Linked DNA regions of Homo sapiens: region 2 is linked to region 1. A link is an interaction called in ENCODE POLR2A ChIA-PET data of the cell type or tissue named here. Cell type or tissue: Panc1. All regions are shown on one strand.

Evidence for each region. Peaks named below come from ENCODE experiments on the same cell type or tissue, not always from the same donor. Only the 100,000 strongest peaks of a DNase experiment are listed, where the experiment ranks them.
Region 2: POLR2A ChIA-PET joins it to region 1 with 6 read pairs; 2 of 35 experiments call an interaction of 5 or more read pairs at or near these places.

What each region holds. Positions count from the first base shown.
Region 1 is chr10:103,524,011-103,532,010 of GRCh38, reverse strand. All of the region lies in intron 1 of NEURL1 (neuralized E3 ubiquitin protein ligase 1), which reads right to left. Among named protein-coding and RNA genes, the nearest start is that of NEURL1-AS1, 11 kb to the right of the region's middle. RefSeq lists enhancers at 3,427-3,927, 3,928-4,428. In Panc1, no CTCF peak of the experiment used is centred here; a DNase peak (open chromatin) is centred at 4,360.
Region 2 is chr10:103,823,078-103,831,077 of GRCh38, reverse strand. The region is part of intron 1 of SH3PXD2A (SH3 and PX domains 2A); the gene reads left to right. Among named protein-coding and RNA genes, the nearest start is that of SH3PXD2A, 28 kb to the left of the region's middle. In Panc1, no CTCF peak of the experiment used is centred here; no DNase peak of the experiment used is centred here.

The DNA of each region.
Region 1 (8,000 bases):
CAGGAAAAGCTATGCTTAACATCAGATAAAGCAGGCTTTAAGTCAAAATGGTAAATAGAGACAAGGTCATTATATAATGATAAAGGGATCAATTCAGCAAGAGGACATAACAATCATAAATTATATGTGCCAAACAATGGAGCATCCAGATATATAAAGCATAAATTATTAGATCTAAAGGGAGAGACAGAGGCCAGGCACAGTGGCTCATGCCTGTAATCCCAGCACTTTGGGAGACTGAGGCAGAAGGGTTATTTGAGGCCAGAAGTTCAAGACCAGCCTGGGCAACATAGTGAGACTTCATCTCTACTAAAAAAAAAAAAGAAAAAGCCAGGAATGGTAGTATGCACTTAGGAGGCTGAGGCAGGAGGATCACTTGAGCCCAAGGAGTTTGAGGATGCAGTGAGCTATGACCATGCTACTGCACTTCACTCTGGGCAATAAAGTGAGACCCTGTCTCAAAAAAAGTGGGGGCCAGACATGGTGCTCACATCTGTAATCCCAGCACTTTGGAAGGCCACAGCAGGAGGGTAGCTTGAGGCCAGGAGTTCAAGACCAGCCTGGGCAACATAGCAAGACTCCACCTCTAATAAATAAAAAAAATAAAAATGTTTCAAAAAGTAGAGACAGAACCCAATATAATAATGGTTAGGGACTTCAACACCTTACTCTTGGCATTGGATAGATCATCTAGATAGGAAATCAACAAAGAAACATTAAATTTAAACTGCACTATGTAAAGACATTTACAAAACATTTCATCAAACAGCTCTAGAACACATTTTTTTTTTGAGACAGGGTCTTGCTTTGTTGCCCAGGCTGGAGTGCAGTGGTACAATCTTGGCTCACTGCAACCTCCGCCTCCTGGGTTCAAGCAATTCTCCTGCCTCAGCCTCCCAAGTAGCTGGGATTACACGCACACACCACCACACCTGGCTAATTTTTGTATTTTTAGTAGAGACAGGGTGTCACCATATTGACCAAGCTGGTCTTGAACTCCTGACCTCTTGATCCACCTGCTCAGCCTCCCAAAGTGCTGGGATTATAGGCATAAGCCACCACGCCCAGGCAAATACATATTATTTTTATCAGCACATAGAACATTGTCCAGGATAGACCACATTTTAGGCCACAAAACAAGTCTCAACAATTCTAAAAGAACCGAAATCATGGCCAGGTGTGGTGGCTCATCCTGTAATCCCAGAACTTTGGGAGGCTGAGGCAGGTGGATCACCTGAGGTCGGGAGTTACAGACCAGCCTGGCCAACACAGTGAAACCCCGTCTCTACTAATAACACAAAAATTAGCTGGCTGTGGTGGCGCACACCTGTAATCTCTGCTAGCCAGGAGGCTGAAGCAGGAGAATTGTTTGAACCTGGGAGGCAGAGGTTGCAGTGAGCCCAAATCGTGCCACTGCACTCCAGCCTGGGTGACAGAGAAAAAAAAAAAAAAGAATTGAAATCATATCAACTATCATTTCTGACCATAATTAAACAAAACTAGAAATCAGTAACAACAATTTGTGAAATTGTACAAATACATAGAAATTAAATAACATGATCCTGAACAATCAATGGGTCAATACAGAAATTAAGAAGAAAATTTAAAAATGTCTTGAAACATATAAAAATAGAAACACAACAAAGCAAAACCTATAGGATACAGCAAAAGCAGTATTATGAGGAAAGTTTATAGGAATAAATGAATACAGTAAAAAAAAAAATCTAGTGAAGTATCTCAAGGCACTAGAAAAGAAAGAACAAACAAAACACAAAGTTAGTAGTGGGAAAGGTATAGTAAAGACCAGAGTAGAAATAAAATAAATTGAGACTAAAGAAAACACAAAAGATTGACAAAAAAAGTTGGTTTTTTTTGAGAGAATAAACATAATTGACAAGCCATTAGCTAGACTAACCAAGAAAAAAAGATAAAAGACCCAAATACATAAAATCAGAAATCAAAACAGAGACATTACAACTGATACCACAGAGGCTGCTCTGGCTGTGGAGTAGCCACTCTTTTGTTTCTTTACTTCTCTAATAGACTTGCTTTCACTTTACTCTGTGGACTCACCCCAAATTTTTTCTTGCATAAGATCCAAGAACCCTCTCTTGGGGTCTGAATTGTGACCGCTTTCCAGTAACATCTTCCATGGTGAATCACAAAGGGATGATACTGAAGAGACCCCTGACCCAAAGAAAATAGATTGCAGCATCAATTGGCCAACTTTGGAGTCAAGAAAACTTTTCAATTATTTACAGCTTTTAGCAATTGAGTAAAGAATCCTCCTGTAAGCAAAACTTGGAGCATATTTCTTTCTCTCTATTTGATTTCTCCAGAATTTGGAAACTATTTGTGAGTATTCTTAACTTATGGCAATATAGTTATTTACATAAGTGCAAAAAGCAACTGTTTTCTTTTGTAACAGAACACAGTTGGAGACTGGTTCTTTTACCAAGGCTTTGACTGGAATGGCATTCTTTCAGATATAAACAGATTCCTTTAAGGAATAAAAGCCCCTTGGGAAAACTGGCCTCATATCTTGTCTACACAGTCCCTGTACAGGGTTCCTCACCTGTGGTAAGTATAGAATGTCATTTTCTGGCAGGCTTAGGAGCCCCAAGTTATCTTGGGACCTCGAGAGGAGAGAAATTTACCCAGCTCATACAGGTATTTGCAGTCACAAACCCATGGCTCGGCTCAAGGCTTTAAAAAGTCTAATCCATGATTCCTTATCGAACAAAGATCCATCAAAGGCAATTTTAAAAGGTGCCTATATGGCAAATAATTATTCTTGCTGCACTTCTACAAACAATCAAGACAATTATAATAAGACTAAAGCTTATTTTGCAAATGAAACCATGATTTGGTTTTAATAAAAATGAAGACTGGAGAGAGAAAATTTGTATTTCAAAAACTATGGTACACCTGTTATTAGAGTCTAGTCTTATTTGCTGTTTTTTAGTTTTTTTCTGCAATTTAGATTGACCCTGCTTATTTCTGTGAATCAGTTAGTGATTTCTGGCTGCTGCTCAGAAGAAACAAGAGAAATAGGTAATATAAAAATCTGGATCAGTCTTCTAATTATGGGCATATACTGGAATTGGGTAGCAACCCCAAATCAGCTTGGTTCCAACACTTGCCCAGTTCCTTGGTTCCAACACTTGCCCAGTTCCAGTTCCTGGGAAGTTCCCAGTTCTTTCCAGGAACTGGGCAAGTCACAGTCAAATACCTGTGACTGCAAACTAAACTTATCATTTAGTTTGGTTGGAATGCTTTTACTTATATTGATTTACTGTTGTGAAACATATTGCTGTTGTACTCTTTGTGCAGGAATGCAGGATAAGCTTACTCAACAATTTCTTAAATTGAACACTTATTCTTCTTCCTGATATCACCTTTTGTCAGAAGTCAGAGTTATGAATGACCCTCACCATACCAACATTTTCTTTTTCTTTTCTTTTTTTTTTTTTTTTGAGACGGAGTCACGCTCTATTGCCCAGGCTGGAGTGCAGTGGCACTACCTCAGCTCACTGCAACCTCCGCCTCCCGGGTTCAAGCGATTCTCCTGTCTCAGCCTCCTAAATAGCTGGGACTATAGGCACACACCACCACACCTGGCTAATTTTTGTATTTTTTTTTCTTTCTGTTCTTTTGAGACAGAGTTTCACTCTGTTGCCCAGGCTGGAGTGCAATGGTGCAATCTTAGCTCACTGCAACATCCGCCTACCGGGTTCAGGTGATTCTCCTGCCTCAGCCTTTGAGTAGCTGGGATTACAGGCACCTGCCACCACGCCCAGCTAATTTTTGTATTTTTAGTAGAGATGGGGTTTCACCAGGTTGGCCAGGCTGGTCTCAAATTCCTGACCTCAGGTGATCCACCCACCTCAGCCTCCCAAAGTACTGGGATTACAGGCATGAGCCAACGTGCCTGGCCTAATTTTTGTATTTTTACTAGTGACAGGGTTTCACCATGTTGGCCAGGCTGGTCTCAAACTCCTGACCTGAGATGATTGGTCCACCTCGGCCTCCCAAAGTGCTGGGATTACAGGCGTGAGCCATTGTGCCCGGCCTTTATACCAATGTTTTCTGACTGAGCTCCTCTCTACTCTAAATACAAGAGACCCTAATAGATAGAAATATCATCACCCCTATTCAGCCAGCAGAAGTTAGAGAAGATAGATATTCATCCCTCTACAACCCATAGGATTAAGGGTCCCCTTGTAAAATGGAGGGAGAAATATGTCAGAGGTGTTCAAACCAGAGCCACTCCATCTTCAACAGGGCCTGGGTAAAATGAGACTGAGATATGCTGGGCTGCATTCCCAGGAGGTTAGGCATTCTTAGTCACAGGATGAGATAGGGAATCACAAGATACAAGTCACGAAGACCCTGCTGATGAAACGAGATACAATAGGCCAGGTGCAGTGACTCATGCCTGTAATCCCAGCACTTTGGGAGGCCAAGGTGGGCAGATCACCTGAGGTCAGGAGTTCAAGACCAGCCTGGCCAACATGGTGAAACCCCATCTCTGCTACAAATATAAAAATTAGCCTGGCATGGTTGTGCATGCCTGTAATCCCAGCTACTTGGAAGGCTGAAGCAGGAGAATCGCTTGAACCTGGGAGGTAGAGGTTGCTGTGAGCCAAGATTGTGTCAGGGCACTCCAGCCTGGGCAACAGAGCGAGACTCTGCCTCAAAAAAAAAAAACCAAAAAAAAAAGAAAAAAAGTGCAATAAAAAAATCCAGCCAGTCAAAACCTACCAAAACCAAGATAGCAATGAAAGTGCCAATAGCATACTAAAAAGACACTCCCACCAGTGCCATAACAGTTTACAAATGCCATGGCAACATCCCTAAGTTACCCTATATGGTCTAAAGGGAGGAGGAACTCTCAGTTCCAGGCATTGTCTGCCCCTTTCCTGGAAAACTCGAATAATCCACCCCTAATTTAGCATATGATAAGAAATAACCATAAAAATAGCCAACCAGGAGCCCTCAGGGCTGCTCTGTCTATGCAGTAGCCATTCTTTTGTTTCTTTACTTCTCTAATAAACTTGCTTTTACTTAAAAAAAAAAAAAGATGATACCACAGAAATACAAAGGATCATTAGAGACTATTACAAACAACTATACACAAACAAATTAGAAAGCCTAGTCGCTATAACCTGGCATTCATATGCAGAAAAATAAAAGAAAACCAGCCAGCGTGGTGGCTCATGCCTGTAATCCCAGCACCTTGGGAGGCCAAGGCAGGTGGATCATGACGTCAGGAGTTCAAGACCAGCCTGACCAACATGGTGAAACCCCATCTCTACTAAAAATACAAAAATTACCCGGGCATGGTGGTACGCACCTGTAATCCCAGCTCCTTGGGAGGCTGAGGCCGGAGAATCACTTGAAACCAGGAGGCAGAGGTTGCAGTGAGCTGACATCGTGCCACTGCACTCCAGCCTGAGTGACAGAGTGAGACTGTCTCAAAAAAAAAAGAAAAGAAAAGAAAAGAAAACCTAGCAGAAATTGAGAAATTCCTGGACACATGAAATCTACCAAGATTGAACCAAGAAGAAATATAAAACCAGAACAGACCAGTTCCAAGTAACAATATTGAATCTATAATAAGTCTTCCATCAAAGAAAAGCACAGGACCTGATGGCCTCGCTGCTGAATTCTACCAAACATCTGAAGAAAAACTAATGCCAATTCTTCTCAAACTCTTCCAGAAAATTAAGGGGGAAAGAATTCTTCTAAACTTATTCAATGAGGCCAGCATTACCCTATACCAAAACCAAACAAGTACACAACAAAAAAAAGAAAGCTACAGGCCAATATCTCTGGTAAATATAGAAGCAAAAAATCCTCAACAAAATACTGGTCAACCAAATTTAGCAGCACATCAAAAAGATGATTCACCATGATCAAGCAGAATTTATCTCAGGGATACAACATACACAAGTCAATAAACACAATATATCACATCAACAGAATGAAGGACAAAAACCATATGCTCCTCTCAATAGATGCACAAAAAGTACTTGATAAAATTCAACATCCCTTCATGATAAAAACTCTCAACAAGTTAGGTATAGAAGGAGTATATCTCAACACAGTAAAGGCCACATAGCACAAAATCATAGCCAACATCATACTGAAAGGGGATAAGTTGAAAGCTTTTTCTCCAAGATCCAAAACAAGACAAGAAAGCCCACTATTACCACTTTTATTCACCACAGTAGTGGAAGTACTAGCCAGAGCAATTAAGGAAGAGAAAAAAATAAAGAGCATCCATATTAGACAACAGGAAGTCAGATTGTCCCTATTTGCATATAAACTATCATATATAGAAAAACAAAAGACTTACAGTCACGATGGCTCACACCTGTAATCCCAGCACTTTGGGAGGAGGAGGCTGGTGGATCACTTGAGGTCAAGAGTTGGAGACCAGCCTGGCCAACATGGTGAAACTCCATATCTACTAAAAATACAAAAAGTGGCCCAGCATTGTAGCGCACACCTGTAATCCCAGCTACTTGGGTTGCTGAGGCAGGAGAATGGCTTGAACCCAGGAGGAGGAGGTTGTAGTGGGCCGAGGTGATGCCACTGCACTCCAGCCTGGGCAACAGAGTGAAAGTCTGTCTCAAAAAAAAAAAAAGAAAAAAGAAAGAAAGAAAGAAAAAAAACTCCACCAAAAAAACTCTGAGAACTAATAAATGAATTCAGTAAAATTTCAGAATACAAAATCAACATACAAAAATCAGTAGCATTTCTATACACCAACAACAAACTAGCAGAAAAAGAAACACAGCAATCCCATTTACAATAACTACAAAAAAAAAATCTAGGAATAAATTCAACCAAAGAAGTGAAAGATCTCTACAATAAGAACTGTTAAACACTGATGAAAAAAATTGAAGAGGACATAAAAAAACTGAAAGACATCCATGTTTATGGATTAAAAGAATTAATATTGTGAACATTACCATACCACCCAAAGCAATCTACAGATTCAATGCAACTCACAACAAAATACCAAAGACATTCTTCACAGAAATAGAAAAAACAATCCTAAAAATTCTATGGACCCCACCCCCCATATAGCCAAAGCAATCCTGAGCAAAAAGGACAAAGCTAGACATATCACACTACCAGACCTCAAAATATATTAAAAAGACCAAAACAACATGGCACTGGCATAAAAACAGACACATAGACCAATGGAACAGAATAGGAAATCCAGACATAAACCCATGTATTTATAGCAAAACTGATTTTCAATAAAGGTGACAAGAACATTCACTGGGGATGGAACAGTCTTTTCAACAAATGATGCTAGGAAAACTGGATATCCATATGCAGAAAAATGAAACTAGAGCCGTATCTCTCACCATATATAAAAATCAACTTAAAATTGGCTAAAGACTTAAATGTAAGACCCAAAACCATAAAACTACTAGAAGAAAACATAGAAGAAATGCTTCAGGACATTGGTCTGGGCAAAGATTTTATAAAGAAAACCTCAAAGCACGGGCAACAAAAGCAAAAGTAGACAAATGAAATTATATCAAACTAAAATGTTTCTGCACAGCAAGGGAAATAATCAAGAGAATGAAGAGATCACCTGCAGAATAGGAGAAAATATTTGCAAACTATTCATCTGACAAGGGGTTAATATCCAGAATATACAAGGGACTCAAACAACTCAACAGCAAAAAACAAACAAAAATCCTCCAATTAAAAAACAGGCAGATGAGCTGAATAGATATCTCTCAAAAGAATGCAGACAAAACCAACAAGTATATATTTTTAAATGTTCAACATCACTAACCATCAGGGATATGCAAATCAAAATGACAATGAAATATCATTGCACCCCAGTTATAGTGGCCATTATCAAAATAAACAAAAAATTACAAATGCTGGCAAGGAGGCAGAGAAAGGGGAACTCTTTCTGCAGGCGGGAATGTAAATTAGTACAGCCATTATGGAAAACAGTATCAAGG
Region 2 (8,000 bases), 300 kb before region 1:
ATGTTTGTAGTAAAAGCATGCAAACACAGACTGGAAGGATGCTTCGCACCTGTCTTGTATTATGACTGTTCCCACCTAAAAATGTAGATCATGTGTTGGTTCTTCTGACCAACTGGGGAAATTCATCCTATTTTTCAATTTATTGCGTATTCTCACCATTGCAAACCCTCATCCTGACTTATTTTTATTTTTTCTTTTAGCCCTAATCCTCAATCCTATCCCTTTTCCTCTTAGCCATCCTCTCTAATTTGTTTAACCTAAGCCTGTGTGTCCTCAGAAAATAGGTTATGCTGTTGGTGTGTGTGGTTGGTAATCTATATACATGGTGTTATGCTATTGATTTTGTTTGGTAATCTCCCTTTTTACTCAATACTATATTTATAAGATCCATTTAAGTGGTTGTATGCCTCTACTTTATTGCTTCTGACTGCTGCATGGTATTCCATACTCATGTCCACCACACTTACTCATTCTCCCTCTTGATGGACGCTGAAGTTGCTTGCCTCCAACACCCTCTACTGCAAACATTGCAGCAGCAGACATCCTTATATATTGCAGCCCTAAAACCTCCACAAAGATTTCTCCAGGAGTGGGATTGCTACTGAAAAGCCATATGACAGTATTTACTTAAATGCAGTCTGTGTGCATGAGGGTTCCCAGCTCTCCTACATCCTCATCAACACTTGGTAATACCCGGAAGACCTTCCAGCCTATTGGCACTTCTCCCTAAGGACCGATTCAGCCTACATTGGAAGACATAGTGAGTTTTAATCTCTTCCTATCATTCCTTCCTGGCCTGTCTCCCTTGTCTGGAATGAAAGTTCTTTTTATAATTTCCTACCCAGTTCTCACTGATAGGACCAGAAACCCGAAACCTTCCTCCATTATCTTAAGAACTCAGCCAGTTTTTCAAAACTAAGCCTCCTTTGTTTTTTTACTTAATCCGAAATAAACCTCTCTTATCTTGTTTTCCCCTCTTTGCTCAGGGCCTGGAAGCCTCACTGGCCATTCTTGTGGATTGCTCCAGAAATGGCCCCTGAGAGGTATTGCTTCACCTGAGTCTACCTGGGGTGGGGGTGGAGCTGCAGACCTTCCCCAGATGTCACCCATTCACAGAAGCCAGTTTTGGGATTTAGCTCTGTTTAAATTGGGACCTGTAGCTTTGCTTGCAAGTGGAAATAAGTTGGTCTTATTTGCTGGGGATAATTATATGTAAAAGAATCCTACCTAATGCAACCCGACTTTTGGCCTGAGCCATTCAATGGATAATTAGTCCTAACTGTATTGCTGGAGTGGACCATTACTGAAGTCTTACCTTTTTTGTCCTTGCTTTTACCTTGCCTTGTTCCAGCAAGGCTTAAGCATAGCTTTAGGTCCTATGTTATGCGCATGTTATGTGATTGTCTGATTGATTACATTATAAACTCTGCACAGGCGGCATCACGGTCTTTCTGCCCTTTCCTGCCTCCCTCCGTCCTTGCACTGCCTTGCTTCATGGAGCTTTGCACTTAGCAGGTGCTCAGTAAATACTTGCTGGGTGGTTGACACAGGATTACATGTTAATCCATCATCTTCAAAGGCTAGAACCAGACCTATTTAAAAAAACAAACAAAATCCTTCCTTTTAAAAGTGGCATTACCTTCTTACCCTCACAAATGTTCATTTTAGTCGCCTTTATTGCTTTCTGGGGTAGGGGGTCTTAAGGGAGTAACTCAGAGAGCCTCTTTAACTTAAAAGAGGCATAATAAATTACAGTCTTTAAGAGAAGATCGGATGCCTGCGTGCCTCCCAGAAGTGGGTTAGGAGCACAGAATTCTAGATGGCTCCTTTGTTTGCACCCCACCCTGTCTGCAGGGCTGGCCTCCCACAGCAGTGTGTGGTATCCTACAGATCACTATTAAATAAACAGTCCCTTGAAATCACAACATTAAAAAGTGCTGTCTATGTATTGTACCAGGAGAGCCAAATATTATGGAAAAGGCCAAATATTTCCACTGTGTTAAGAAAATAAGAACCCAGCAGCATGGAACTTCCCACTCAGTAGGCAAAAGATGTGGTGGAGACTTCAAAAGGGTGGAAGAACCATCAAGACAGCTTGAGCTGCAACGGGTGACTGCCCCATTAAAAAAAGCAAGTGTGTGTGTATTCCAGATGCAGCTGCAGAAATCGCAACACCACCTTTCAACTGGGAAATAAATGAATGCACCAACGTATGTATCGTGGCTCACCCAAGCAATCGTCCAACTGTGACTAGGGCTGGGGGAGAGGTTAGGAGGAGAGAGGACGAAGTACAGAACACAAACAGTCTTTGTTCTCCAAAGACCCAAAAGGCAGATTCACAGGAAGAGATTCCTCATCCTGGTCTGAAATGAAGATAGACACTTGGCCATAGGGCTGATGGCTCTAGCAGAGGCCCTGCCCTTGGGATCTCGGCAGCATCTCAGCCAGGAGGGCTCCCTGACTCTGGAAGTGGAATATTGAGTGATAAGAAGTTTGGCTTCTCCCACCCACTTTCCACCACCAGGTAGAGCTTGTGAAGCCTGAAAAGTCTGTAGGGCCAAGCAGCCTGACTTTCATGGAAGGAGACCCAGGAGTCAACTTGTTTTAATTAAAAAGTTAGGTTGGGTTATCTCAGGGCCACCCCCAGGGAGGGTGATGCTTCCAAGCTGACCAAATTCTGAGCTGCTGAGCTGCTTACTTTAATGAGCTTGGGGAAGCTCATTTGAGGAGTGGTGGTAAAATCGCTCACTGGACTTGCAACATGAGAATGTTGTTCATGAATCATCAGGAAGAACTCCCAGGTGTGGAGAATGGACTCTTGTTCCTTCAGCTGATTTGGGACCTGGCACTCACACTCGCTTACTAACTTTCTCTCCCTAGCGTAAGCATTCGCTTCCTGCCTAGAGTCTGGCTACCTACCCATCATCCCCATTACCCAAAATACAAAAACAGAGAACTGTAGCATCTTATTACGTAGACTTTCCTCTCTCCCAAAAGATGTGCCAGTGCCCCTGCCTGCCGTGCCAGGCCCTGCAGGGATGATGATCATGGTCTCCAGCATTTACCGAGCTGTAATTCTGCACAGGGAACCAGGCCAGGCTCTGTGCACCTTCCTAGAGCCTCACAGCAGTCCTCTGCGGGGCACGACTGTTCTCATCCACTCTTGTCATCCCCGTTTTACAGCTGAGGAACCAGTGGCTCTGGCAGGTGTTGGGACGTCTGCCCATGGTCACGTAGACTGTGTGGCAGAGCCGGAATTCAAATCTAGGCCCCATGACTTCAGTACTGCTCTATCTGAGGACTATGCAGAGATGGCATAGCCCCTCCTTCAAAAGCTCATAGTCTAGTTGTAGAGAGCAGAGCTCCTTGCATGGACAAATAATCCACCAGGCCCAGCAGAACTGGGTACCACAAACCGCATGGGATGTCTAGGAAGGGGCTGGAAGGAAGTCACGGTGCACTGAGAATGTGGTGTGCCAGGCGGTGTGCTATGTACCTATGTGTCCATGACCTCTTTAATTCTCAAAGCACTCCTGTGAGGTTCACTTTACAAATACAGGACTGAGGCTCAGAGAGTCATGTAGCTTGCCCAACACCACACAGCTCATGGGTGGTGGAGCTGGGCCTGAACCCACATGTCTTTCTAACTCCAAACCACATTCTCTTTGCATGATACCATGATAGACACTCCATTTCCGTAGTGTTACCGGGAGTGAAGGCCTTGAAGGATGGGTGAGAGGTGAGAAGGGAGAAAGGAGGGAGTGGGCATTCCAGGCTGAGGGAAAGGAAGAGGAGTGGGCCTGAGGAGCAGCAGGAATTCCACCAGCCCCGCCCAGAAGTGGCCCAGTTTTTATCACCATCCCAAATACATCGCCTTGGTGTACATGAACTTGCTGAGGGCCTAGTTTCCATGGCTCCGAAGAGGTGACATCTCCCTCCCACCCCTCATCCACCCTGAGCTCCCTGGCTGATTTATTCAATGTGGTCATCTGCAATGGTTGTGGACCTGTCAGGATGACAGATTCGCCTGGGGACATCCTCCTGTGGAAGGAACTGGATTCATCCCTTGATCACTTCCATGCCCTGTGGGTCTCTCCCTACCTCTTGCTCATTCTACGAGTTATCCCTCCATTAGCCGGGCCGAAGCATCCTCCAGGCAGGGTTTCCTAATTACCTAATGGTGACCATGCTACCCTTTGCCAACCTTATGAAAAGCATGGCCATGTCCGTTATCTCATCTGATCTTTTGCTCTTCCAACCAGCATTTATTAAGTGCCTACTGTGTGCCACACACCATATCAGGTGCTGAAGATTCACGGGTGAACCAAAACAATTTCATGCCTGGAGAGAAGGGATGTTACAGAGTAGCTGAGATGACTGACATTAACCAGAATTACAAAGTGCCCGGCTCTAAAATGTGCTCCGGGACCTGGAAGGAATTACACTCACTAGGGGGAAAATTCTAGCATGGACAGCCAGTTCCATCAGAATCCTGGGATCCTCTGTCTCCTAGGATCTGCATGTTTCTCAGTAGATCTGAAGCTGTTTGATCACCTGCAGGAGCTGGGGAGTCTGCTGGAGGCCTGGGATGGAGTTCTGGGCTTAGTCTGGAGAGAATATGTAAACAGGTGCAGCCTCCTTAAGGAAACCTGAGAGGCAGCACCACACAGTGGAAAGAACAGTTTTGGAGTCCAACAGACCTGGACATGCATCTGGGTTTATATCTGTGTGACCTTAGGCAAGTCACCGAACCTCTCTGAGCCCAAGTATCCTCACTTGGAGAATAGGGATGATGATAGCATGGATGTGCCTGAAATGCCCAGCCAGGAGCCCAACACATGGTGACCTGAGCAAACATGGGCATCTTTATTAGCTAGAGGTCATGAAACTCTGGATGTGCAAAGCAGGCCAATTTGTGATTTGTTTAATTTACAAGATTTCTCATTTTATGAGAAAACTTGCTGACAATACTTTCATATTGGGAGCTCCTCTTAGGTTTGAAAAATAAAATAATTGGCCGTGCACGGTGGCTCACGCCTGTAATCCCAGCACTTTGGGAGGCCGAGGTGGGCCGATCACGAGGTCAGGAGATTGAGACCATCCTGGCTAACATGGTGAAACCCTATCTCTACTAAAAATACAAAAAATTAGCCGGGCGTGGTGGCGGGAGCCTGTAGTCCCAGCTACTCAGGAGGCTGAGGCAGGAGAATGGCGAGAACCCGGGAGGTGGAGCTTGCGGTGAGCTGAGATTGCGCCACTGCACCCCAGCCTGGGTGACAGAGCGAGACTCCGTCTCAAAAAAAAAAAAAAAAAAATTTGTTACGGATGCTGTGTTTTACCCAGGAGCACCCTGTTCTCAGCTTCATACAGAACTAAGCCAAGTGTGTCAGTGCTGTCCGGAAGGAGAGTCTCTAGGGGCATGCCACAGGACTCTATGCTCTGTCTCTGACCTGGAATGTTGGTCAGTGACTTGGATGATATTTTGATGGCATCCTGTTCACATTTACAGGTGACCAGGGAGGAAGGAGAGAGAGTGCTTAGAACTGAACAGATGTAAATGTAATGAGTTTCGAATGAACAATTCAAAGAGGAAATTAAGAAAACAATTCCATTTTTATTAGCATCAAAAAGAATAAAACACCCACCTCTTGCAAAATTGAAACTGTATCAATTAAATAATAACTCCCCTTTCCCTCCTCCCTGCAACGCCTGTTAACAGCCATTATACCTTGAGTAAATTCTCAACAAATGATACTGTCCTAGGAAAAGAAAATGTAATGGGCGCTGATGAAATCAGCGGCCCAAGTGTAGGCAGCAGGAGGTTTGGTTTTCATGGAAGCAGGTGTGTGAGGTGTCAGGGTTGGGGTTGTTTGGGAGCCAGCAGAAGCCAGCAGTATAAATGCCTCTCCAAATCCTAGGGATGCATTCACAGAATTCACATTTCTTGGAATGCATTTGTAGAGGTTTAGGATTTAGAAAGTTTAGAGAGAGGCTGGGCACAATGGCTCAGCACTTTGGGAGGCCTAAGCCGGTGGATTACTTGAGCCCAGGAGTTCAAGACCAGCCAGGATAACTTGGCGAAACCCTATCTCTACAAAAATACAAAAATTAGCCAAGCTTGGTGGTGCACTTCTGTAACTCCAGCTACTCAGGGGGCTGAGGCACGAGAATTGCTTGAATCCGGGAGGTGGAGGTTGCAGTGAGCAGAAATCGTGCCACTGCACTCCAGCCAGGGTGATGGAGTGAGACTGTATCTCAAAAAATAGAGAGATGACATGGCAAGAGTTGCTTCCATTCTGCCCTCTCTGCCTGTCTACACCTGGTCTACACAGGTGAAGGTTGGATTCAGGTCCTGGTGTACATTTTATGAGAGCAGGGTAGGAGGGCAGCCTGGATGGTGGAGACACAGGACTGGTCACCAGAAGCCACAGGAAGTAGGGCTGGTTATCCTCAAGCCGAGGGGATGCCGGGAGAGGGGCTATGTGAAATGTCCTCTTTCAGGAGAGGATTTTGATATGTTCTCTGTGGCCCCAGAGGCAGAACTAGTGGGTATGGGCGGGCATTAGCAGGAAGTAGATTCAGATCAGGATAAGGAAAATGTTCTCAGAGGCTCGGTGGATGCTGTGTGGCTTCCCCTCCGGGTTGACCCAGCCTCTGTGCTGGAAGCTGGACTTGCCTGGGCAAGGGCTGAGTTCGGGACTGCTTCAGCATTCCTCCAAATAAACCTCCCCTGGCCACAGAAAAGCCCAGAGAACAGAGAATATTAGAAGCTAAGGGAGAGCTTGCAGTTATTTCCCAACTCTGCCCTTCCTCATGCCTTCCCATTTTAAAGACGAGGAAATCAAAGCTCCAAGCCACCGAAAGAAACAAACTCCATGCCTGCCCACCCTCCCCTTGGGGCCACCTGGAGGTTTCTGCAGAAGGAGGGTGCTTGGTCTGAGCCAGTCAGTGGATGAGGGGTTTCCCAGGGGAGTGCCAGGTCAGGCACATTCCTCAGAGCTTCAAAATAGCCCCGCAAGCCAATACATTTCCTCCCAGGGGTTGGGGAGTGGCCGTCAGCTGGCAAGGGACAATATGAGGGACACATCTCAGGGGACACTCTCGAGTGAGGCATTAGGGTGTGGGTGCTGAGATGTCTCTTTTCATTGTTCTGCAGGAGTGAGTGCGGCCTTGACACGCTGACTGGCCTGGCATGGCTGTCCCAGCTGAAGCCTGTCCCCTGCCCGCTGCCCTTCTTTCCCTCATCTCAGCCATGTCTGCAGGCACCTCCCTGCCTCCCACTCCCTAGGCTCACCAAGCTCCCTCAGCTTTCCAAAGTCTGTGAGTTGTAGTGTGAGGCCACGCCATGAGGCAGGGACAAAACACAGGGTTTGGAATCAGTCCCACCGGGACTGGAATCCAAGCTCTACTGTTAATACATCCCAGCTGTGTGACCTTGGGCAAGTCACTGATCCTTTTGGACCCTCAGCATCTTCTTCTGTTAGATGGGCTTGTACCCATCCCAAGGATTTGTATATGGGTTACATGGGCTTAATGATGTATGGCTGTCTCCAGTGCAGAGCCTAGCACATGGAACTTGCTAGGGTGGCCTCCCTCTGTGCCTCAGTTGCCATGAAATGGTGGAGCCCAGTGATGAGGCCAGCCAGAATAATGCTCCCAACCCTGTAAGGGCAGTGGTTAAAGCCAGTCTCAATCAAGGTGGGTGTTAAGGGTCAACTCTGGCCTGAATCAGGAATGCCACCTTCTTACACAAAGCCAGCATTGCCTTCAAGGTGACTTCTGCAAAAGAGACGGATTTTTCTGCACGCTGCTTTTCTCATGGCATCCGTGGCACATCCTCTCTCCCTGTCAGCAAACCTAGGCTACCTAGATTTTGAGACAGTTGCAAAGTATTTATTCTGAGGATTCCCAGGACAACTTGATGGATCCTGCCAAAAACATCTTTGAACATATAACTTGACACACTTTTGTGAATTTATTCCCCAAGATAAATTCCTAGC